3 separate regions of the Homo sapiens genome follow, and all the other regions are linked to region 1. Evidence: chromatin loops called from intact Hi-C (ENCODE). Cell type or tissue: Calu3. All regions are shown on one strand.

Region 1 (8,000 bases):
TACTCTCTTGATTTTTATAGTATTTACTTCCTTATTCTTCTTTGATAGTTTTAGTCCTAAAACTTGTTTAATTTTGCCTTTTAAAAAATTGTGTATAGAGCCAGGCTGGGTGACGTGTGCCTGTAATCCCAGCTACTCCAGAGGCTGAGGGGGAATGATTGCAAGAGCGTAGGAATTCAAGATCAGCCTGGGCAACATGGTGAGATTCAGTCTTAAAACAAAAATTGTATATAAAGTACATTATACAGTGTATATTCTGTACTGTTTGGCTCCTTTCACGTAATATTGTGTCTTTAAGATTCATCCTCTATATATCATGCAGCTGTACTTTTTTCCTTATTTCTCATAATACAGTATTTCATAGTATGAATAGATCACAATTTGTTATTTATTTCACTCTTGATAGACATTTAGGTTGTTTCCATTTGGAGTTATTATTCAGTACTGCTATGAATATTCTTAAACATGTATACTGGTGCACATAAACATATGTTTTATGAGGGTATATAACTTGGAGGTGAATTGCTGTGTCATAAATTATGCATATCTTGTATTTTATTTGATAATGTCAATCTGTTTGCTATAGTAATTGTGCCAATTTACACTTCCATCAACAACATTTGAGTTCTTGATGTTCTACAACCTTGAAAGCTTGGTTTGATACTCTAGTGAGGTATAGTGGTGTATCAGTATGGCTTTAGTGTACATTTCCCTGCTAACAAATGAGGTTGAGAATTAATGCTCATTTCATATTCATTATCTGTCAAATCTTCTGCCTGTTTTTTTTGTTGTGTTGTCTGTTTTTGTTTTCTTTTGACTGGTAGGTTCGTAGGAATTCTTTATGTATCTTAGATATGAACCCTGAACCCCTTGTTGATTACACACATTGAAAAATGGTGTTCCACTTTGAGGTTTGCTTTTTCTCTCCTTTAGTGATGCACTTTAATGAACAGAAGTTCTTGAATTTGATCTAGTCAATTTTTTCAAACTATTTTAATGTAGTCAACTTTTTCAAACTATTTTAAGTGCTTTGGGGATCTTGTTTAAGAAACCTTTCCTAATCCAGAATTCATAAAGATATTTTCCTATGTTATCTGCCAGAAGCTTTATTGTTTTACTTTTTCCATTCAATCTATAATCCACCTAAGAATGATTTTTGTATATAATGTGAGGTAAGTTTACTAACCAACTTTTGAAGGATTCTTTTATCTTTTGGAGAAGCTGACCTTCTGCTGTCCTGGTTTTACTCCTAAATTTGAGGCTAATCAAGGTGGTAGGTCTCCCAAACTCCTAACAGGTAAGTGATCTACCAGATCATCAAAATATCATAAAGAATATATACATATAATACAATTTATACATACAGTATGTATGTACATTCATACATAGTCATAATTATCTACCAAGAATAGAAAGAGGTATCCCTTTACAAGGAGAAAGAGATATAATGGTTAAGTGTGACTATGTTTTTGAGACAAGGCAGAAGATAAGAAATCTGAAGGACTGGTTATCAACAGAGAAATTAGGGATCTATTTATTTATTTATTTATTGAGACCAAGTCTCTCGCTCTGTTGCCCAGGCTGGAGTGCAATGGCACTATCTCGGCTCACTGCAACCTCCACCTCCCAAGTTTAAGCAATTCTCGTGCCTCAGCCTCTCGAGTATCTGGGATTACAGTGACGTGCCACCACGCCCAGCTAATTTTATTTTATTTTATTTTATTTTATTTTATTTAGACAGAGTTTCGCTCTTGTTGCTCAGGCTAGAGCGCAATGGCATGATCTTGGCTCACTGCAACCTCTGCCTCCTGGGTTCAAGCGATTCTCCTGCCTCATCCTCCTGAGTAACTGGGATTACAGGCATGCACCACCACGCCCAGCTAATTATATATTTTTAGTAGAGACAGGGTTTCTCCATGTTGGTCAGGCTGGTCTCGAACTCCTGACCTCAGGTGATCCACCCGCCTCGGCCTCCCAAAGTGCTGGGATTACAGGCGTGAGCCACCACACCCAGCCAGAAGTTAGGGATTTAATAGTTGGTAGGTATAGTGGACATTTGTTGTTTGTCCTGCCCAGAATAATATCGCGCTGCTTAAAGCCTTACTAACGTGTGCTTCATGAACTCAGGGCATTATCTGTCTTGCTCATCACCCTGTATTCTTAACGTTCAGCACAGTGCCTAGCACAATAGTAGCACTAAACAAGTATTTATTGAATAAATGAATGAAATACTCCTACTGTCATGATTCAAATGGAAGATATCATCTTTTGGTAGACCGCCTGCACAGCCTTAATAATAACTTTGTTGCATGCTTACTGTGTGCTAGACAAGATGCTAAATGATTCAAATTTGTCATCTCTTTTATTTCTTGCAACCATCTTACAAGATAGGAATGATTATTATCCCTATTTTATAGATGAAGAAACCAAAGGCACAGAAGAGTTAAGCAACTTGCATAAGGTATAGCTAGTAAGTGCAGGAGTTGGAACTTGAAATCACATCATCAGACCATAGAGCTTATGCTCTTAATCTTTCCATTGAATTGCCGTAGTGATTGATCTAAGCATGACCTCCTAACCCTCCAAGCTGAACCAGTAATGAGAAAAGCTAATGACTATTGATTACTTGCCTTGTGCTGGGTACCATATAAAATTGTTTACATATTTTCCTCATTTAATCGTGATATAAAACCTGTAAACCATTATTGTCCCCATTTTACAGATAAGGAAACTGAGGTAAAAGAGCTTAAGTAAATTGCTCAAGATCAATCAGCTAGTAGGCAGGGGAGCCAGTGTTTGAGCTCAAGCAGTTGGACTTCAGAACCCATACTGATACCCACCAGGCTATCTGCCTCTATTAAGACCTATTTCCCTTACCTCAGAAAGGTACACCTTGAAGAAGCAAGGCCAATCAGAGCCCTTCTCTGGGACCTTTGAACTAGAGACCATTGCTTTCTGGTAGGGAAGATGTGAAATTATGAGCCAAAGAGAGCCACCACCCCCATGAGGGGGCAGATCCCATCTGCAGTAGAAGAGTAAAGCTGACTGACAGAGAGAAATGCAAGAGGTGAAGGTGATAATCTTGATGGCTCTTTCATTCACCCTGCCCGGCCAGCTCTTCCTTTTGTTATGTGAGCCTTCCCATAAATTACTCCCCACCCTCCTTTTTATTCTGCCTAAACTAGTTCAAGCTGGGTTCTTGTCACTAGCAACCAGAATAGTCTCAGCTAACACAGAAGGCTGTGGTGTTCTCCCAAATGTGCTAACATTTATGAAAAAGCATCAAAGCCCTTTGGAGTTTAACACAAACTGTATTTCCTGACTTTCCATTTGATGCATGAATGAGGATGATGTCTTTTTATAAAAGTGCCTTCTGTGGGTTTATAAATGAATAATAAGTTGGATCTTCTTTGTTAAAGGCTGCAGCATCTTGCGTACATCTTTCCAGTGAAGCGGATGGCCTGATATATACTCTTCTAAACTAATTTTTTTTTTTTTTTTTTTTTTTTAGAGATGGAGTTTTGCTGTTGTTGCCCAGGCTGGAGTGCAATGGCATGATCTCGGCTCACTGCAACCTCCACCTCCCGGGTTCTAGCGATTCTCCTGCCTCAGCCTCACGAGTAGCTGGGATTACAGGCATGTGCTACCACGCCCAGCTACTTTTTGTATTTTTAGTAGAGACAGGGTTTCACCATGTTGGTCAGGCTGGTCTCGAACTCCTGACCTCAGGTGATCCACCCACCTCGGCCTCCCAAAGTGCTGGGATTACAGGTGTGAGCCACCACACCTGGCTTAAACTAAAAAAAAAACCTGCTTATCGAATATGTCAAAATGCAGGCTTTTTGTGATGGACAGCTCCTCTCAGCTAAACAGTGGTGTATCCTGGATTCCCACCAATACATGGTAAAATTATATTTCTTCACTGGGTTTTGAGACTATATAGCTCTCTAAGTCTCAGTCATCTTATCTACAAAATGGAGGGATTGGTCTGCAAAGGACCTTTAGGGCCTTTAGGGTCCTTTTCCCAACTCTAAGCTTTGTGGTTTAAAAAAACTTGAGGCTGATATCAACTCAAGAGGTACTAATGGTCATTTGCTTTGCGGACCTGCTGTTGGCTTAGGTGAGATGACACTTGCCATTTCAAAATGTGAAGATCTTTCTTTTTTAAGTTCACCTTTTCAATGTCTAGTGTCACATTTCCCCCAGAATATTCTACAGAATGGAATGCTAATCCTTGGAATTCTCTCCAATCAAGGAGTCATCGATCAAAAATTATATACCATATCCCCCTGGGAGATTAACAATTCACGTTATAAATTTAAAGGCCCTGAGCAATTTTTTAGTAAAGAAACCTGTGTAACTTATTTTACCCTAAGATTTTCCAAATACATTTAACCAAAGAACCCTTTCTACAAAAACACACAGTGATATCACATGTAGAACTGCTGGCTCAACATCTTCCCTCTGGTTCTGTACAGTAGAATAGATGTTATGACTGCCTTAGTGTGAGCATATTTAATAGGTAATAATGTTATATTTAATTACCCTATTTCCTGGGTGTAGCTTTTTGTGAATTGAAAAGTGATCACTAGGAGATTATTATTTGGTTCTATACTAGGTAGCATCATATATTAATTCTTCCCCTGAGCTCTAAATGGCTATAAAGATTCCCTTCAATTGACCAGAAGAGGGAAGCAGAGGACCTGAGATGGCATCTGAAGTCCCAGTAAGTGACTTGGGAACAAAGGAACACATGTAAGAAGATAAGGCAGCATCAGTTCAGGAGCTTGTCTTGGAAAGATCATCTCCCAAGCAGACTGAACCATTCACATTTCAACCACATCATCTTCAGAATGCGAAGGCCCATTATTGGAAGCCATCACCTCATACCATTATGCATTTCCTAGAGCTTCCATAGCAAACAGGTCTCCTTAAAGTCGGGGAGTACCAGGAGATCATCAGGATGGGGCTGATGGAGACATCAGAAAACAGTGAAGCAAGGCCAGTAGACCTGGAGATTGCAGCAACAGTTCCCAAGAGCTGGGGCTTCCTCACAGCTGTGTGTGTTTGCATCTTCTGGTCCCAAGAGCAGCCACTGCTCAGGTAGGCTCATAGCAGATTATTCACCTGCCAAGCCATTAGCCAGACATGATTTTAGAATGGCAGGCCCATTATCACCCATGTTATTTGAATTGGAAGACATGGTATTTGGGGTTGGGGGTAGTATTGGGCTTGGGCTCAAGGTTCTGAACACCCAAATCCTGCCTTGCCAGAGCTTTGCCCTTGTCCATGAGTGCCACAAGGGAGACATCATGCTCAGAGGACAGGGCCAGGCAAATGCATGCATTTTATAAGAATGTTTTGGCTTCAAATACTACCCTAGGCCATTGCGAAGCTAGGGATAACCACTGAAAGATTCTTTTTGTCTAATCTAAAGGCAAAATTAATGCTAAAACTAGGCCCTGGCTAGGTGTCTTGGCTCATGGCTGTAATCTTAGTGTTTGGGGAGGCTAAGTGGGAGGATCACTTGAGGCCAGGATTTCGAGACCAGCCTGGGAAACATAGCAAGACCCTTAAAATAATAATAATAATAATAATAATAATAATAATAATAATAATAATAATAAAATGTCCAAGTGACCGTCTTGGTACTTTCCCCCTAAGTTTATACCTCTTTCTCAGGCTTTGTTATTTTAACTTTGTGACAGCAAGAAAAGATGAATCCAAGGAAAACCATGCCAACGAAAGGAGAGAGAAATGAGCCTCTCTTTAAAATCTGGAGCATAGGTGGTATAAGTGTGCTTTTCGCACACCAGAGGTACAAAAGAGAAATTCCCAGGACATGAACACCCAAAAAAAGAATGTGGCCAATAAAATACCTTTGAACTTGACTCATCCTCATTACCCTTTTTATCACTCTCTTCCTTGGATGTATAGGTGGGAATTAATGGGGGAGAGTGGAGTGAGGTAAAGAGAATCGAGTGAAGACCGCAGAGGAGGCCATCCTCTCACTTGGCCTTCCTTCTCCTCCCACTGGCCTCCTCCTCTGCTCCTTTCTACCCTATGCCAACCTGTCAGAGCCCCTAAGCATAAACGTCAGAGTCACTGTGTTGAAATGTCAGTATCCATGCTATATTCTTTTGCACTTTGTTTCCCATCTCTTGGTGGTTCTGTAAGAATGAGAGAGGAGTTTTGGTGTTACTTGGTGGTATCACCCATCTTCTCCTCTGTGAGGAACCCAAGAATATCTGAGTCCTTAAATGGTCCCATCTTGCCTTTAGTGTCTCAGGGGAGTTCTGTGCCAGGAAAGGAACAGCAGGAAATGAGAATCAATGAATTATATGATTACTAGCTAAGTCAGCACCTGATAATTCCCAATGCAGCGTTTTCTGGTAAAAGATGAACTTGAGCATGTCTTAAGCCTCAGTGTGTAACTGGGATTTTTTATTTCTCTTCAAATGGAAATTTTAGGCATATTGTTTGATAGAGAGATCCAACCTTTGAGAGGAATACTAAATGCATTTACTCTCTAGCATCAGGTTGAGGAAGACCTAAGAGATCTTATGTCTGCTTACCACTGGGAGATAGGAAGCAGAAAATGCGGGAAAACAGGAACTGGGTGCTGACATTTTGAGACAGTGGCCCTGCCCACTGATTACTGGGGCCCAGTCAAAACCTTGGACTGTGATCAATTGGCTTCCAGACCTTCTTCCCTTGAGTAGAGGAGAGTAGGGGAGCTGCAGGGGATGTGAACAGAGGCAGAATCTCCCTCATGAAAGAGGGAAGTCCTCATAGGCAGGAAGTTTCCCTCACAGTTTTTAAAATCTGAAAAGAAGTCATAGTAGATTTTTGACTCCTAGGAAGGAAATCACCATTTACTGAACATCAATTATGCCTTCAGTCATGCTAGGCAAGTTTCATTTGTTGGTTTCTTAGTTGAAAGTAAAAAATAATTCTGACTTACTCAAAGCAAAAGAGGAATTTATTGAAAGGATATCAGGTAACTAATAGAATTCTAGCCAGTGGGCAAGCAAGCTCAGATACTCTGTAGTCAAAATCAATTCCAAAAATAAAACTATCCTATATTTGGCTGGGGAAGACTATTCAAGTTGGTTCATAAACCCACTGAAATGATAACTAATAATTTGGTTGCTACCAGGGATGACAAAATTTTATATGTACAGCTTTTACATTTCCCTTCTCAGGCCTAGAGTCAAAGATTTTTTTCTAAGAATCTCTGGTTCATTTGAATAGGAAATGGTATTATAATCTGGGTACTAGTGGTCTCATTGCTACTGAGTTTATCTTTTCTTTCAGGCCTTTTCAATGGATAGATATAATATATATAAATTATATAGTCATATATAAAGTTATATTACAAATATGTATGTGTGTGTGTGTGTATATATATATATGCTCATACTGATAGTTTCTACTCACATTTAGGACTACAGGTTTTTCACTTAGTCTTAGCTATCTTACATCTGTATTTCGTTTCTCCTATGTGAAAATTTTCAATTTTCAATGGTACTTGTTATTGGACTGAACTGTGTCTCCCAAAATTCATATGCTGAAGTTGTAACCTCCAGTGACTATATAGTTGCCACTCCATATCTGTGGATTCCACATCCATGGAGTCAATCAACTGAGGATCAAAAATATTTGAAAAAAATTATAATACAGTATTAAAAAATAACACAAATTAAAAAACCAATACAGTATAACAACTATTTATATAGTATTTACATTGTATTGGGTATTATAAGTAATCTAGACATGATTTGAAGTATATGAGAGGATGTAGGTAGGTTTTATTTAAATAAATAACATTTTATATTATATATGAAATACACTTTATATAAGGAGCATAAGCATCTGCCGATTTTGATATGGTGTGTAGCCCTGGAACTAATGCCCCATGGATACCAAGGGATGATTGTATTTGGAGATAAGGCCTTTAGGGAGGAAATTAAGGTTAAATGAGATCATAAGGGCGAGGC
Region 2 (8,000 bases), 75 kb after region 1:
GAGCAACTTGTGTAAAGGCAGGATGGCTTGGGAGAGCACGCTGGCATTTTAGAGCAACCTGAAGCAGTGCAGTACGGCTGGTCCACAGAGGACCAAAAGGAGACATGAGGGAAAAATCTGGAGAGGTAGGCAGAGGCCAGACCACAGGCTCTGGAGAGGCATTGGTCATTTCAAGCAGGCAAGTGCCTCATCAGATTTGCATTTTAGAAAGATCATTCTAGTGGAAGTGGGTGGATCAGCACAAGTAGAGGCAGACTAGGAAAAGGACACTATTTAATAGTTTAATTCAAATTGGAAATGATGAGGGAGGAAATCTGGGCAATAGTATTGGGGATAGAGAGAAGGGATGGACTTAGGAGGCATAGAGGAGTTTTACGGGCTGAATTATGTCTCTCCTCAAAATTCATAAAGTCCTAACCCCCTGTATTTGGTGATAAGGCCTCCAAAGAAGTAATTAAGTTAAAATGAGGTCATCAGGATGGGCCCTAATCCAATATGACTGGTGTTCTTATAAGAAGAGGAGATTAGGGCTGGCACTATAATCCCAGCACTTTGGGGGGCCGAGGCGGGTGGATCACCTGAGGTCAGGAGTTCGAGACCAGCCTGGCCAACGTGGTGAAACCCTATCTCTACTAAAAATACAAAAAATTAGCTGGGCATGTTAGTGGGCACCTGTAATCCCAGCTACTTGGGAGGCTGAGGCAGGAGAATTGCTTGAACCTGGGAGGTGGAGGTTGCAGTGAGCCGAGATCGCGCCATTGCACTCCAGCCTGGGCGGCAAGAGTGAAACTCCGTCTCAAAAAAAAAGAAGAAGAGATCAGGACAAACACACACAGAGGGAAGGCCACGTGAAGACACAGGGAGAAGAAACCATCTACAAGCCAAGGAGAGAGGCCTCAGGAGAAACTAACTCCGCTGACACCTTGATCTCAGCCTTGCAGCCTCCAGAATTGTGAGAAAATACATTTCCATTGTTTCAACCACCAGTCTATGGTACTTTTTTATGGCAGCCTTAGTAGACTAACCCAAGGAGGAGGAATCAGGGATGTAGGGAGCCAGGCAGGCGGAATAAAGGGTGACTTTGAGGTTTCTGACTGTGGCAGCCTAGTGTGGGATGCTGTTGTGTTCCAAAAGATGTGACCTAGGGGGAGCAGCCGGGTTAGAGATGGGAGATGGTGCCTTCTAGACAGCCGATTGGAGATGTCCACTAAGCAGCTGGGTATGTGGGGTTGGGGCTTGGTCAAGGGAAGGGAGCTGAGGATGCAGATATTGTGATCTCCAGAGCAGTCGAAGCAGAGCAGTGGTCAAGGTTGCCCAGGGCACATGTGTGCTATGAGAAGAAAAGGCAGAGGACAGGACCACAGGGACCCCTATCACTTATGGGAGAGGCGAAGGAAAAGGGCCTGGGCACAAGACAGTGAGGGGCATTAGTGAGAGTCTCAGAGAACAGTGTCAGGGGAGCCAAGAGAGGCTTTCAAATGCTGGAGAGTTCAATGTTTCCAAGACTCTCTCTTTACACGTGCACGCGCGTGCACATGCGCACACACACACTTTTGGGCTGTTGCTTTGTAATGATTTCCCTCATTATTTTGTGTGTGATATTCTTCAAGTTTTGGAGTCAGAACCAGAGTACTGTCCATTTGCTTCTCCAGAGGCAGCAGAATGCTTTTCAGCTCCACATCCCTGCCAGGTAATGCCTGCCCTCTAACAGGTGGGCCACTTCAGCTACATTTTCCCTCTCACTCGGAGGTGTCTCTGCTGGGTTGTCTTGATTTTCCCTCCAGGGTCATCCTTAGCTGTCCCTTTAGTGATGATGCATGGCTAGAAGAGAGAAACTCCATGGCTCTGCCCCAGGGTGTTTGAGGTGGGGCTGCTTTTTTGTTTTTTTTTTAAGACAGCATCTTGCTTTGTTGCCCATCGTGGAGTATACTGGCACGATCATGGCTCACTGCAGCTTCAAGCCCCACTCAAGTGATCCTCCCACCCCAGCCTCCTGAGCAGCTGGGACTATATGCCCAGCTAATTTTTTGTTTGTTTTCCTGTTACTAGATGGATTCTTTTTTTTTTTTTTTAAATTTTGTAGAGACGAAGTCTCAGTATGCTGCTCAGGCTAGTTTCGAACTGCTAGGCTCAAGAATTCCTCCTACCAGCCAGGCGCAGTGGCTCATGCCTGTAATTCCAGTACTTGGGGAAGTCGAGGTGGGTGGATCACTTGAGGTTGGGAGTTCGAGACCAGCTTGGCCAATATGGAGAAACCCCGTCTCTACTAAAAATACAAAAATTAGCTGAGTGCGGTGGTGCACCTATAATCCCATCTACTTGGGATGCTGAGGCAGGAGAATCGCTTGAACCCAGGAGGCAGAGGTTACAGTTACAGAGCCAAGATTGTACCATTGCACTCCAGCCTGGACAACAGAGCGAGACTCAGTCTCAAAAAAAAAAAATTCCTCCTACCTTGGCCTCCCAAAATATTGGGATTATAAGCTTGAGCCACTGTGCCCAGCTGAAGCTGCTCTTCTTAAGGCTCATTGAGGGGTAGGGCAGAATCCCTGTGCCTTTGGTTGGAATTACAGAAACCACTGCTCCCACTGCCCTCAGCTTCCCCAGACCCGGGAAGTGACCATTCAGCACTGGCACTGCATAGATTCCAGGGCATCACCCTTTACTTATTCTGGGGAAGGGAAAGCACATAGACCCGCCTCTCATTTATCCCTCACTGCAACCCAGTGAGACACACATTGAAGTAAAGTGATGTTCTCAAAGCCACATGATTAATTAGGAACCCAGGAATTGAACCTAGCTGTTTGACTCTAAAGGTCTTTCCACTGTGACCTTGCCCTCTCCTGCTGCCTTATTTTCACCACTCAGTTCTCTCTGCTCCATCTTTACTCAATGGTTGCTCCACCTGCCCATACGCAAACACTAGGAGGATGCTGCTGAAGGCCTGGAGCACCTTCACTGCAAACATAGTCAGTCAGCAGCAGCAGTAAGCCAGGCAACCAGTCATGAAACTTTCCCATCCAAGGTACTTCTGGGGGCTGGAGGAAACAATAAGGAGAGAGAGAGAGAATAAGAGAGAGAGAGAGCAACGTTTAGGCTTTAACGAGAATCTTGCCTAGTTGGCAATCTGCTGGATGAAATGTCAGAGATTTTTGCTAACCCACTCACCTTTGACAGCAATAGCTTCTGAGTATTGGGATCTCCAGAGAGAGGGGCAGTTGAAGCAGAGCACATTCAGTGTCTTTTTGGAGTCTCAAAAAAATTGCAAGGTGGGAAGTGCTGGCCCTCTCCTGCTCCCACTGAAATGAAGCTGGAAGAGAATTGCACACCCAGCTGGGCATCTCAGGAGACCTAGGCAAGTTCAGTCTTGAGTGACAAACTCAGTGGTCTTGTCACTTCAGCTCATGGCCTTCCTGAGGTCCCCCAGCATGAGTCTCCTCCACGAGAGACCTGACCAATGGTGACCCAGCCTCTGTTTGAGCGTCATCTACCAGCAGAGATGGGGACTCCTGGCCCCAAGGCTCCCAGCATAGCCTGACACTTTGAGCTATTCCAGTCCTTTCTTATTTTGAGATTAAATCTCCCTCCCTACAGCTCCCTTCCACAGTCAGGAGGAAAGTCCTGCTGAATGCAGGCCCTGAAGCAAGGGCCAGGGAAGCTTTTCCTCGTCACCCTCCCAAAGTCAAGACTTGGAAAGGCAGCTCTGAGCCCCTGGCTTGGCTGGCTGGCCGGAGCAGGCAGCCACTGTGCCTGCAGGGAATTCTGCACAGCCAGTTTCCTCATACCTGAGCCGTCTACAGCTGCACGCACCACTCCCGGCCTCAACACACTATTTAAGGCCAATACACGGGAGCTGGTTGTGAGTCACCAAGGAAGGCAGCGGCAGCTCCACTCAGCCAGTACCCAGATACGCTGGGAACCTTCCCCAGCCATGGCTTCCCTGGGGCAGATCCTCTTCTGGAGGTAGTATATACTCTTCTCTCTATCCTTATGGGTGAAGGGAACAGCAGTGAGGTCTTTTGGGGATGCTGAGCACTGCTGGGCTGTCCCATAGGACCCCACCTGTAATTTTATCTGATCCAGCATTGGGCCAGCGGGAGCCTGGCCAGACAAGAGCCTAACTGGATTTGACTTAACATCCCACCTCAGCTGCTCAAGGCACCTGTTCAGGGTTAGGGAGGTTTTTGGTTGGTGGCCTGCCATGGAGGGCTGGCGCTTGCTGGGCAGCTTGGACTGAGGGGAGTACGTGCCAAGCTGGGCATTCCCCTGAGATGTCAAGGCTGTGAGCACCATGGGGACACTGAGCAGGCTGGTGTGGGTTGCATGGTGGGATGGCAGGGAATCCATGACTGCGACAGTGGAGGGGATGCAGGAGGACCCTTTATGCAGCCCCCAGGGGGACGGAGGAGAATGTGCTTTCATTCTCTGTGGGTGTGATTTCTTGCTACTCTTGAGCAATTCACACCAACACCCCTCCCCAGGCCCCCCCAGCTCAAAGGTTGGGTCCCTAGTTTTCCTAGGAGCTCCTTGGAGAGGAGAACTTGCTGCTGCTGCTGCTGCTGCTGCTGCTGCTGAACTCCCCAGAGAGGAAGAAGGAAGCAAGTTCCCTCCCCTACCTTTTGCTTCTCCCCTGAGCTACATTCTAGTTGCCTCTTTTTCCCTCAGAACAGCATTTACCCTCCTGGAAGGAAAGAGATGGAAAGTGCAGGGTTTTCTTGAAATGATTGATTCAGTGTCAGTCACAACTCAGGACAGTGTTTAGGGAGGCTGATACTTGTTGGTTCTAGAGGTTGTTTGAAGGACCAGTCCTCCAATTTGTTTCTTTTTCCCACAAAAGGAAGAAAAGAAGAGAGGGAAGGAGAGAGGAAAGGAATCCTCAGGTCAACAGTGAAAAGTTTGTGAAGAGACTACGAGAGTAATGTTACTTCCCAGAGGCAGCCTAGAAAGTTCTTTTCCTTGAAACAAAATATCAGCTCCCCTGACTCGACTCACGTTTATCTGAAATCACCTGCCGGGTAGCAGAGGTGAAGGACTCTGCAGGGCTGGTGGGGGTGGCTGCAGCGGCACTTCTGCCCCCACCCCTGTGCCTGGCTACAGCACTGTGCTCCAGGAGAAGCAGTGGGTGGCAGGGGCTTCCCTCTAGACCCTTCTGCCCTGAGAGGATGTCCCTAAGAAGCACCTATGTCAGAGGAGCTAGCATTTTGTGAGTGACTCCTTCCCTGCCCTGCACTAGGTGTCTTAGAGCAGCGTGTCCACCACTGCCTTGTGAAGACTCGTTATCACCTCAGAGAAGTTAAGGCCAGATGACTGTGAAACTGTGCATGAGGGGATCTTGCTCTGAAATCCCAAGCTCTCTCCCCCTGCCACCCTTGCCCCTGCTCCTGCCAGTCCCAGTTCTCCATGCCCACCATTCCTCCAGCCTTGATCCCAAGGACATGAAACACTCCTCCTGCAACAAGTGGCTCCATTGTTCAGAGGTCAGATGGGATGTGTGGGCTCTCTCGTAATGCTTTGCATCCAGTCTGACTGGTTTTGCTGGAGGATTAGCAGGAGGTGGGTGTTCAAAATTCGTATCCCCTACCCTTCAGAAACCCACTGGAATCAACAGAGACTCCTCTTGTTGGCTCCTGCATGCCTTGTTGGCTATTCATGCTCTGCAGTTTCAGAAGCAGCGACTGTCCATGAGGGTGGCAGATCCTTTGTGCAAGGGACCTCCAGGAAGAGGGCCAATGAGCAGCTTCAGTGGGGAGCAGGATCATGAAAGCTCATCTCAGGGATGCAGGTGGAGCCTGCCTGGGGTAACTCTTGACCCTAATAACCCTCTTCCTTTGTCATAATGGCCTTAATTCATAAAAATACCTCTCCTGGAGGTGATCATGACAGTGGTGATGTTGGAACGCTCATGAAAGGGCCTGCCATCCTCTGCAGACCCAGTGAGTTATTCTCCTAAGTATTCATAATTTCCAGAGAGCCTAATTCCTTCAGATCTCACTCTCAGCATGCATGCTGCTCAGGGATGGAATGCTGATGTGCAGATTTTACCGTGCCTGGCCTCTGTGCACATTTAGGAACTGTGTGACTAGAACCCTCCTCCCCTCTCCCCATCATGGCTGTTGACAGCAGCAGCATTCGCTCATGAAACATTTGCAGAATGCTTGCTAGGAGGACAGGGGTAGAAAACCCTTGCTCTGAGGGGGTTAAGTTCCAGTCAACAATATTAACTGAGCACTCACTGTGTCCTGAATATTGCACTAGACAATGGGGCAAAAGTGACTAAGATGCTGTCAAGGTCATAACCTAATGGAGGAGAAAGACTCCCACATAACAACTCTAACGCGCCACCCTTAAGTCCTCAGACAATAAGCACAGGTTGCAAGGGGAGCACTTCCCTCACCCAAGGCTTTTGGGGAGGGTTTCTGAGCCAGAGAATGGGTGGGCTGTGTCTTGAAAAATGAGTTCATATGACCCAGGTGAAGAAGGGTGGAAAAGGCTGTCTAGGTAGAGGAAACAGAATTAAATCAAATACAATAAAACTCATGAATGAGCATGGTGTGTTGGAAAGCTACACACTACTGTGTATTATCATCATAACATGAAGTTTGAGGCAGGAAATGCTGGGAGATGAGGCTGAGAGGTCACACCAGGTCACACTGGGCCTTCGATAGACTCAGAACTGGGATTTGTGGTGATGAGGAGCCCTTACAGGCACAGGCCATATTGGTGTCCAACTTTCAGCTTCCCTGAGCCTATAAAATCTGAGCCTTCAGAGCCTTCAGAGGGGGGTCAAGGTGGTTTTCGTCTCAGGTGGGCAGCAAGCCTGGAGGCCAGAAGAAGAGTTGGGAAACAGTTGTGGTCAGAGTATACAGGATGACAGGGACCTGGCATAGATGAGAGTGAGAGTAAAGAACTACAGGAGGAAAATGGATTCAGGAAACACTGGACTTAAAACTGGTGATATTTGATCAATGATTGGAGGGGCAGGTAGGATGCTGCAGAATAAGAGTAGGTGAGGCAAGGGGCAGATCCTGGAATGACTACCATGTTTCTGGATTGGGTGCAGTGAGTTGGGGACAAGGAAGAGAGAGGAGAGCTAGTTAATGTGTTGAGCTTGAGATTCCCCTGGGACCTTCAGATGGGGATGCTCCCTGGGCAGCAGAGGGCATGAGGCTAAAACTAGGAGAGGTCAGGCCTGGGGATAGACATCTAGTGTCAATAGCTCAAGGGCAAGGAATAGTCATAGGGGGTGGCTCCTACGGAGAGCATGTGGAGGGAGGGAAGCAAGGGGCCAGGACGGATGGCTGAAGAACACCAACATTCAAGGGTGGGCAGAGGAAGAGGGGGGTCAGGGAAAGAGCTGAGAATAAATGGCAAGACAGGTAGCAAGAGGCCAGGATAGAGATTAATGGATGTCAACAGAGCAGAGTTTCATGGAACACACAAGGCTAGTGATCCATAAACCTTTACCCTGTTTCATCTGAAATCACTAGTGACAATGGCATTGATAAAAACATGTCACAGGAAGGAAGCTACTGAGTAGAGAAGGAGCAGGGATCTTTCTACCATAGGAAGGTGGATGAAGTAGAGAATGAGGGATCCTGGGACAAGGAGGCTCAGGGAGTTTGCTTTGGAATTTTGGTTTCCCATTTCTCCTAAGTTTGCAAGCTGGTGCCTGGCTCAGACATCTCAGACCTTGAAGGTCAGAGAAAACAGTGCCTCGCAACACCATGGAAGCTTGTCTGGTAAGAAAATCTTGCTTGAGCCTGGGCTGAGGAGATCTCAGCACAGGCCGTATTTGTGTCCAACTTTCAGCTTCCCTGAGCCTATAAAATCTGAGCCTTCAGAACCTTCTGAGTCCATCCCGTGAACAGGACAGGAATCTGCAAAATGAGATAAATTGTACATTGGAAGAAAGACTTAAATAGGTGGCACCTGTGTTCCTGCTCCTATTGAGGGTAGATGATTTTCTGAGTGTTATGCTTTTCCCCCATCTCCACCTGTTG
Region 3 (8,000 bases), 140 kb after region 1:
TTTAAGAATTGTAACACTCTCCAAAAAAAAAAAAAAAGAACTGTAACACTCAGGTTGGGCATGGTGGCTCACACTTACACTATCATATGATCTAACAGTCCTGCTTCTGGGTATGCCTTCAAAAGAATTCAGAGTCTGAATGAGATATTTGAACACCCATGGTCACAGTAGCACTATTCACCAAAGTCAAGAGATAGAATCAACCCAAAATGTCCATTAGTAGATGAGTAGATAAACAAAATATGGTATACACATACAATAGAATACCATTCAGGCTCAAAAAGGAAGGAAATCCTATCATATGCTATGACATGAATGAACTTTCAGGACATTATCTATGTGAAATAAGCCAGTCACAAAAAGACAAATACTATATGATTTAAACAAAGCATCTAAAGCAGTCAAATGCACAGAAACAGAAAGTAGAATGGTGGTTAGCAGAGGGCAGGGTGGAAGAGTTGAAGGAGAAAGGTTTTTGTTTAATGAGTATAGAGTTTCAGATTTGCAAAATGAAAAAGTTCTAATGATTTGTTTTATAACAACGTGGATATACTTAACACTACTGAACTGTACACTTAAAAATGCTTAAGATGGTAAATTTTGTTGTTTTTACTGCAATTTTTAAAAAGTATCTAACTAAAAAATTACATATGAGAGCGAGAGCTCTTGCACCATCTTGAGGAACAAATTGGCAACTATCCTGGTTAGGATTATTAGTTGCCTGTAACAGAAAACCAATATAAATAAATCTAGTCTGAAAGGGAAGTGTAGGAAGTGTACTAGAATGTTGTGGAACCAAAGACAGGAAGTTCAGTTGACTTCAGGATCAACTGGAACCAGGAACTTAAATCCCATTGAGATTCTTTTTCTCTCATTTCTACTTAATTCTCTCTTTACTCTCTTGTTTTAGTCCATATGGCAAGACGTGATTGCCAAGCATTCCTATATTTAAAAATCTCTTACTCAAGAGAGTGGTGAGACTGAACCTCAATTCATCAGTCTCATTCTACATTCCCAAGAAGGACTTTGACTCCACTTGGGTCAGCTGCCCATACCTAGGCCAATGAGGCAGTATCTGATGAAAGGCCTTCCCAGAAGAGAAGGAGGGACTGAAGTATTGGTCATTTAAAACAATGGGTGCTGACAACAGTATCTCAGTCCAGTTCCCAGTAAAAAGCTCCAAGCTGTGTAAATAATGTCTTCTAGTAGCAAGGGCCACAACTGAACAAGACATAGACATTGAGCACACCTTTTATTCAATTAACAGATCTGTCTTCTTTACATGTTTGTTGGATACATCAAAACAAGTGTTCGAAGTGTCAGGCTAGGATGAAATACAACTTTTGGTAGCTCAAAATTAAGAAAATAGCAGAATTTCTTATTGTTGTAGACAAAGTAGGTGCTCCATGCATGTTTTTAAACAAGTAGGGCCATGGGATTTACATATTGTGTTCTCTGCCTATACTGCTAATTTAGGTCATTCATTTAACAAATATCTATTGTGTGCCAAGTATGTTCAGAGTACTTTTTTAAGCCCCCTGAGATACTGAAATGAATAGCATAAGTATCAAAAGAGAAGTTAATCACAGTGTAGATTTAGTACCTATGGGAAAGAGTTGTTAATTATGACTGAAGTGGATCCATAGATAAGGCAGAGTTCCGGCTGGGTTTTGAAGAAGAAAAAAAATGGTTTGGATAAAATGGGAAGACCTGAAGTCAGGAGCTTACAGTAATGGTCTGGGGGAGAAATTATGAGAGTATTAACTGGAGCAGGGGCAATGGGAAAGAAAAGGGGGAAGAATCAAAAGTTGCATAAACAAAATAATGTACAGTCCTTGGTGATGCAAATGTGAAAGTCAAGAGAAATCACAAGTCAAAGTGGGTTTGATATTTCTACCCAGGATACTTAGGAGGTTGGTGATGCTACCAGAAAAAAAAAAAAAACCCACCCCAAAACATAGGAGCAATATGTGTGGGGAGTAGATAAGGGTTTTAGAGATGTCGAGTTTGAAATGCCCATAGTGTACCCAGGTAGAGATGCCCAGTGCTTAGCACAATAGCCAGCATGTGATAGGTTTTGGGGAGAACACTACACCCTTACTCCATATATTTCCTTTTATGAGAAGGGATCCCCACCAGTGTCATCTTTTTAGCCTCTCTCTTCCTCCCTCTTTCACTCTTCCTGAGAGAACAAGGAATTAATTTATCTGATTGATGAGTATATTAGGAGCAGCTGGACATAAGTAGCTCAGCTCCTCCTTTTTCTTTTTGTTTTTGCTAACTCTCAGGAAGCCCGTGTACATTCTGCTGTGCTCCTGCAGGCCGTCAGTTGTTCAGGGGTAGAATCTGCTCCTGCAGGAGACTTGCACCAGTCTGGTTCTGTCTGACAGTGGGGAGTCTCGGCTGTAGCCCACTTGCCTAACTACAAAGCCTCATTCTCTATTAACATATTTTCAGCACTAAAGGTGATATTTTGATCTTCCAGTTGCCTTATTTTTTTGTCCTTCTCTTTAATTGGTTCAGAGCTAAGCTGGGGAAGAGGCTGTTATTTATTGGACTTCTTTGAACCCCAATAGTAGGTACTCAGAAATATTTACTGAATAATTATGTTTTTAAATGACATATCTAGCAGCAACTGGAAATCTAGATGTGGAACTCAAGACAGAGTTCAAACTAAGGAGGTAGACTTGGAAATGACTAGCATGAAAGTGATATTTATTAGGCTTGAGTGATGTTGGCTTTATTGTCGTTTTTACAGCCAGTACTTATGGAGTGCTTATTATAGGCCAGACACTGTTCTAAGTGCTTTGCATGCACTAACTCATTAATCCTCATAAGAACCCTATGAAGTAGGTTATTAGTATTCTAGCCCTATTTATAGATGAAGAAACTGGAGCACATACATTGAGTAACTTGCCTAAAGTCACACAGCTGGTAAGTGACAGAGCTGAAATGAAATAAAAGAGATAGGATTGTCTAGGGAGGAAATTGAGCAAAAGAAGTATGATTTCATTTCTTTACATCTACCATTCTCTGCTTCAGAATGAGAATAATACTTCCTAGACACTTTATAGTGGTATGATGAAAGCTAATGTAATGACGTGGATCCTGTAAAGATCACTGCCTGGAGGGAAAATGCGTCTCAAGCCAAGAACTGGCCATGGCTGTTTGTTTAGCCTATTCTTTATTTGGTAACCCATAACAATCTCTTATTGGTATAGTTTTTCATTCGGCTGAGTGTTCACTGGAGTGGACCACAGAATGGAATTTTCTTTGAAGAAAGAGAAAGCTCTACTTTTAAGCCAGTTACGGAGAGGTGGGCAAAGGGGTAAAAAATTGCCTGAATTAGGAACAACTTGTTCTGTTTTTCAGGTACTTTTCTTTGCTAACCAGTCATGTGAAGAAGACATCCAGCTTCTCCTGTATGACCCTAAACTTTTTCTCTCACTTCACAGAATCGGAGATCAAAAGGCGGAGTCACCTACAGCTGCTAAACTCAAAGGCTTCTCTGTGTGTCTCTTCTTTCTTTGCCATCAGCTGGGCACTTCTGCCTCTCAGCCCTTACCTGATGCTAAAATAATGTGCCTCGGCCACAAAAAAGCATGCAAAGTCATTGTTACAACAGGTGAGATTAATCACAAATAGTGTGGGATATTGGTTCTGTGGGTGCTTGTGCTCCTAATGAGAGTCGGATAGCCTTCAGCATCAGCCACAGAAAGAAACATTTAATGACACCAGGGCTGTGACATTATTTCCACTAGTACTGGGAAAGGTAATCATTTGTTAGGTCAGCAAACAGCATAGACTTCATTGACAGACCCATAGGAAAAATAACATACAATTCAAGTATTTATGTAAATTCAAATACCTTTTAAGTTACTCAGTCATCAATGAAGGCAAAATAACTTATTGAAGAGAAAGAGATATTTAGCCCTGAGTAATTACCCTGGATTCCACTGTTATTTATAAAGCATATCATCATTCACATAAAACCCCTCCCTGCCCTTCCAGCCGGCCCCTGTGGACAGTTGGCAGATGACTCACCAACTAGCCCTCCTGCTGAGATTTCCTTCTCACTTCAGTCCTCTGGCTCCAATTATTGTTAGGATATTTCCTTTTGAATATTCTTCTGCATATGAAATGTGTATAAAGCTGAGATCATGAAGTTCCAGTCGATACTCCCATATTACTCAGTGGCATCCCCACCAAGCCTCCAGGGTTACAGCCTCAGAGCTATTTTTGTCTCCCCTCTGTCCCGCATGTCAATTTCTTATCAACCCCTACCTATCACATTTTCCCCTGTGTTGCCTCTCAGATTGACCCTAATCCAGCCTTCATCATCTCACACCCCGACTGGTTTTGAAACACTGTACCTGCTCCTTCCTTTCCCTGTTTTAGCTGATAGGAAACACGGTGCCAGAATCGAAGTATTCTGAAACACGATTTCATCATAGCCTTCCTTTGCTCCAGAGCCTAAAGTGACTCTCTGGGCATAACTATATCGAAGTCAAAGTCACAGAAGCATACCTACCCACCATTACTACCTACCACTACTGCTGCCTACCACTACCTGCTAACTACCATTACTTTCTGGTCTTGCTCCCTCCCTCACTGTCTTTTCCTGGAAATCTTCTCTACTCTGTGGCAATTTATACCCACTACTTCCTTTATCCATTTTAGGAAAATGCTTCCTAGCTTATATCCCACCTCCCCAAGAGTCTTTGTATTTTATATCCTCTTGGCATGCATGTATGATTTATGTCTTACACTCTCCAGGGTACATGTATTCCTTGCCTACATTGCTAAGTCCTCAGAGGCAGGTAAAGATCTGTTGATCTGCTTCTTTTCATTCTTTCTCTTGTTCTCCAAGATTTCACTATAGTGCAGTGAACAAAGGAGATTCTTTGTAAGGAAACCCGCCAGTTTTCATCATTTCCAATCCTCCACAGTTGTCAGCAGAGATTTCCCTAAGGAAACTGTCCCTTGGGAATCTCACTAGTAGAGTGAAAAGCACTTTTTTCTTTCCTTGATTCCCCACAACACTGCAAATGAGTGTTTAATAACCTGCAACTAAATAATATGTCCTATATAACATAGCTGACTCATCTTTACCTTGTATTCCCTTAGAGTAATAATTTACAGCTTTAAAAAAATATCCACGACATACATCTAATGGATAATGTTCACATGCAGCACACGTAGGCTTATATACAATTACCCAGTTAGCTGCAGTCCACCTCTTTCTCCCTGGCACCATAGAGGAATAACCATAAATCAAGTAGATTTTTTAAAGTAAATGAGTAAGGCTGGGCATGGTGGCTCACACCTGTAACCCCAGCACTTTGAGAGGCCAAGATGGGAGGACTGCTTGAGCCCAGGAGTTTAAAACCAACCTGGGCAATATGGTGAGACCCCCATCTCTACAAAAAAATTTAAAAATTAGCCAGGTGTGGAGGTCCACCTGTGGTCCCAGCTACTCAGGAGGCTGAGGTGGAAGGATTGCATGAGCCCAGGAGGTTTAGGCTGCAGTGAGCCAATGTTTGCACCACTGCACTCCAGCCTGGGCAACAGAGTGAGACCCTGTCTCAAAAAAATAATGATAAAAGTAAATGAATAGAACATTATTTGAGACACACATTATAATGGGTAATGGCATTTTAGGCCACACACACTCCCTGGTTAGGAATTGAGGCAGAAACCACCTTTCCACCTCTATTCAGGAGCCTGCCCAGACTCCTCTCAGTTCTCATTTACTATAAGGACCCATCTCTTCTCTTCCTTGAGACTGCCACTGGGATGATACCCCGTTAAGGAGAGATTCAAGCCATCTCTTTTTCCCCAGCAACCCATGGGACCATGTGGCCTCAATAGAACAACATCAAAATACTGAAAAATAAGCCCCTTTCTAAACAAGAGATACACCACGCAGTGGCAGGGAAGCTCTCAGTTCTCAATAATTGTTTTGTGAATGGCTATAATGGTATCTTATTGCTGTTATTTCCACAATCCCAGGGATCTACAGAACTATTTCACCACCAGATATGACCTAGTTTTATATTTCTGGGAGGAAATGAATTCATATCTAGAAGTCTGGAGTGAGCAAACAAGAGCAAGAAACAAAAAGAAGCCAAAAGCAGAAGGCTCCAATATGAACAAGATAAATCTATCTTCAAAGACATATTAGAAGTTGGGAAAATAATTCATGTGAACTAGACAAGTGTGTTAAGAGTGATAAGTAAAATGCACGTGGAGACAAGTGCATCCCCAGATCTCAGGGACCTCCCCCTGCCTGTCACCTGGGGAGTGAGAGGACAGGATAGTGCATGTTCTTTGTCTCTGAATTTTTAGTTATATGTGCTGTAATGTTGCTCTGAGGAAGCCCCTGGAAAGTCTATCCCAACATATCCACATCTTATATTCCACAAATTAAGCTGTAGTATGTACCCTAAGACGCTGCTAATTGACTGCCACTTCGCAACTCAGGGGCGGCTGCATTTTAGTAATGGGTCAAATGATTCACTTTTTATGATGCTTCCAAAGGTGCCTTGGCTTCTCTTCCCAACTGACAAATGCCAAAGTTGAGAAAAATGATCATAATTTTAGCATAAACAGAGCAGTCGGCGACACCGATTTTATAAATAAACTGAGCACCTTCTTTTTAAACAAACAAATGCGGGTTTATTTCTCAGATGATGTTCATCCGTGAATGGTCCAGGGAAGGACCTTTCACCTTGTCTATATGGCATTATGTCATCACAAGCTCTGAGGCTTCTCCTTTCCATCCTGCGTGGACAGCTAAGACCTCAGTTTTCAATAGCATCTAGAGCAGTGGGACTCAGCTGGGGTGATTTCGCCCCCCATCTCCGGGGGAATGTCTGAAGACAATTTTGGTTACCTCAATGAGGGAGTGGAGGAGGATACAGTGCTACTACCAACTAGTGGATAGAGGCCAGGGATGCTGCTCAACCTCCTACCATGTACAGGACGTCTCCCCATTACAACTACCCAATCCGAAGTGTCAACTGTGTCAGGGCTAAGAAACCCTGGTTTTGAGTAGAAAAGGGCCTGGAAAGAGGGGAGCCAACAAATCTGTCTGCTTCCTCACATTAGTCATTGGCAAATAAGCATTCTGTCTCTTTGGCTGCTGCCTCAGCACAGAGAGCCAGAACTCTATCGGGCACCAGGATAACATCTCTCAGTGAACAGAGTTGACAAGGCCTATGGGAAATGCCTGATGGGATTATCTTCAGCTTGTTGAGCTTCTAAGTTTCTTTCCCTTCATTCTACCCTGCAAGCCAAGTTCTGTAAGAGAAATGCCTGAGTTCTAGCTCAGGTTTTCTTACTCTGAATTTAGATCTCCAGACCCTGCCTGGCCACAATTCAAATTAAGGCAACAAACATATACCTTCCATGAAGCACACACAGACTTTTGAAAGCAAGGACAATGACTGCTTGAATTGAGGCCTTGAGGAATGAAGCTTTGAAGGAAAAGAATACTTTGTTTCCAGCCCCCTTCCCACACTCTTCATGTGTTAACCACTGCCTTCCTGGACCTTGGAGCCACGGTGACTGTATTACATGTTGTTATAGAAAACTGATTTTAGAGTTCTGATCGTTCAAGAGAATGATTAAATATACATTTCCTACACCATTGTCTGCCTGGTTTGTCAAAAAAAGTGAGTGAAGGGAAGATGGACTAAAAAGCCATAGAGCAGGTTCTAAAGATTAGTACCTAACACTTAACAGGCCTTCAATAAATGTTTGTTGAGTGAATGGGTAAATGAATGGGAGGAAAGATAAGACTGTGAGTATGGGCTGAGTGGCTGGGTCTAGTTTCTTAGTGAAATTCCACTGGGCTTATACCAGCTTGGCACATTTCCATCTTGGGAGATACCAGTAGCAATGGGCTTCAGGCAGATACATGTAGGAGAGTACATACAGGTGGACAAACTAATTGCTATATTGTCAAGAAATCTGACTTTCACTACTGAGAAATTATT

What was found. A loop is a pair of places that touch in the nucleus more often than their neighbours do. Peaks named below come from ENCODE experiments on the same cell type or tissue, not always from the same donor. Only the 100,000 strongest peaks of a DNase experiment are listed, where the experiment ranks them.
Region 2: it touches region 1 in a loop (4-fold over the local background); 4 of 110 quality-filtered maps call a loop at or near these places.
Region 3: it touches region 1 in a loop (4-fold over the local background); 6 of 110 quality-filtered maps call a loop at or near these places.

Annotation. Positions count from the first base shown.
Region 1 is chr1:117,281,486-117,289,485 of GRCh38, reverse strand. No RefSeq gene overlaps it. Among named protein-coding and RNA genes, the nearest start is that of LINC01525, 10 kb to the left of the region's middle. In Calu3, a CTCF peak has its summit at 4,675 (motif pointing right); no DNase peak of the experiment used is centred here.
Region 2 is chr1:117,206,787-117,214,786 of GRCh38, reverse strand. It overlaps VTCN1 (V-set domain containing T cell activation inhibitor 1), which reads left to right and starts at 3,860. Exons shown (of 6, transcript NM_024626.4): 1 at 3,860-3,963. The coding sequence starts at 3,932. In Calu3, no CTCF peak of the experiment used is centred here; DNase peaks (open chromatin) are centred at 3,756 and 5,476.
Region 3 is chr1:117,143,238-117,151,237 of GRCh38, reverse strand. VTCN1 (V-set domain containing T cell activation inhibitor 1) reads left to right here. Exons shown (of 6, transcript NM_024626.4): 5 at 3,456-3,625; 6 at 6,013-7,651. The coding sequence ends at 3,580. Among named protein-coding and RNA genes, the nearest start is that of TRIM45, 25 kb to the right of the region's middle. RefSeq lists an enhancer at 3,596-4,795. In Calu3, no CTCF peak of the experiment used is centred here; a DNase peak (open chromatin) is centred at 4,027.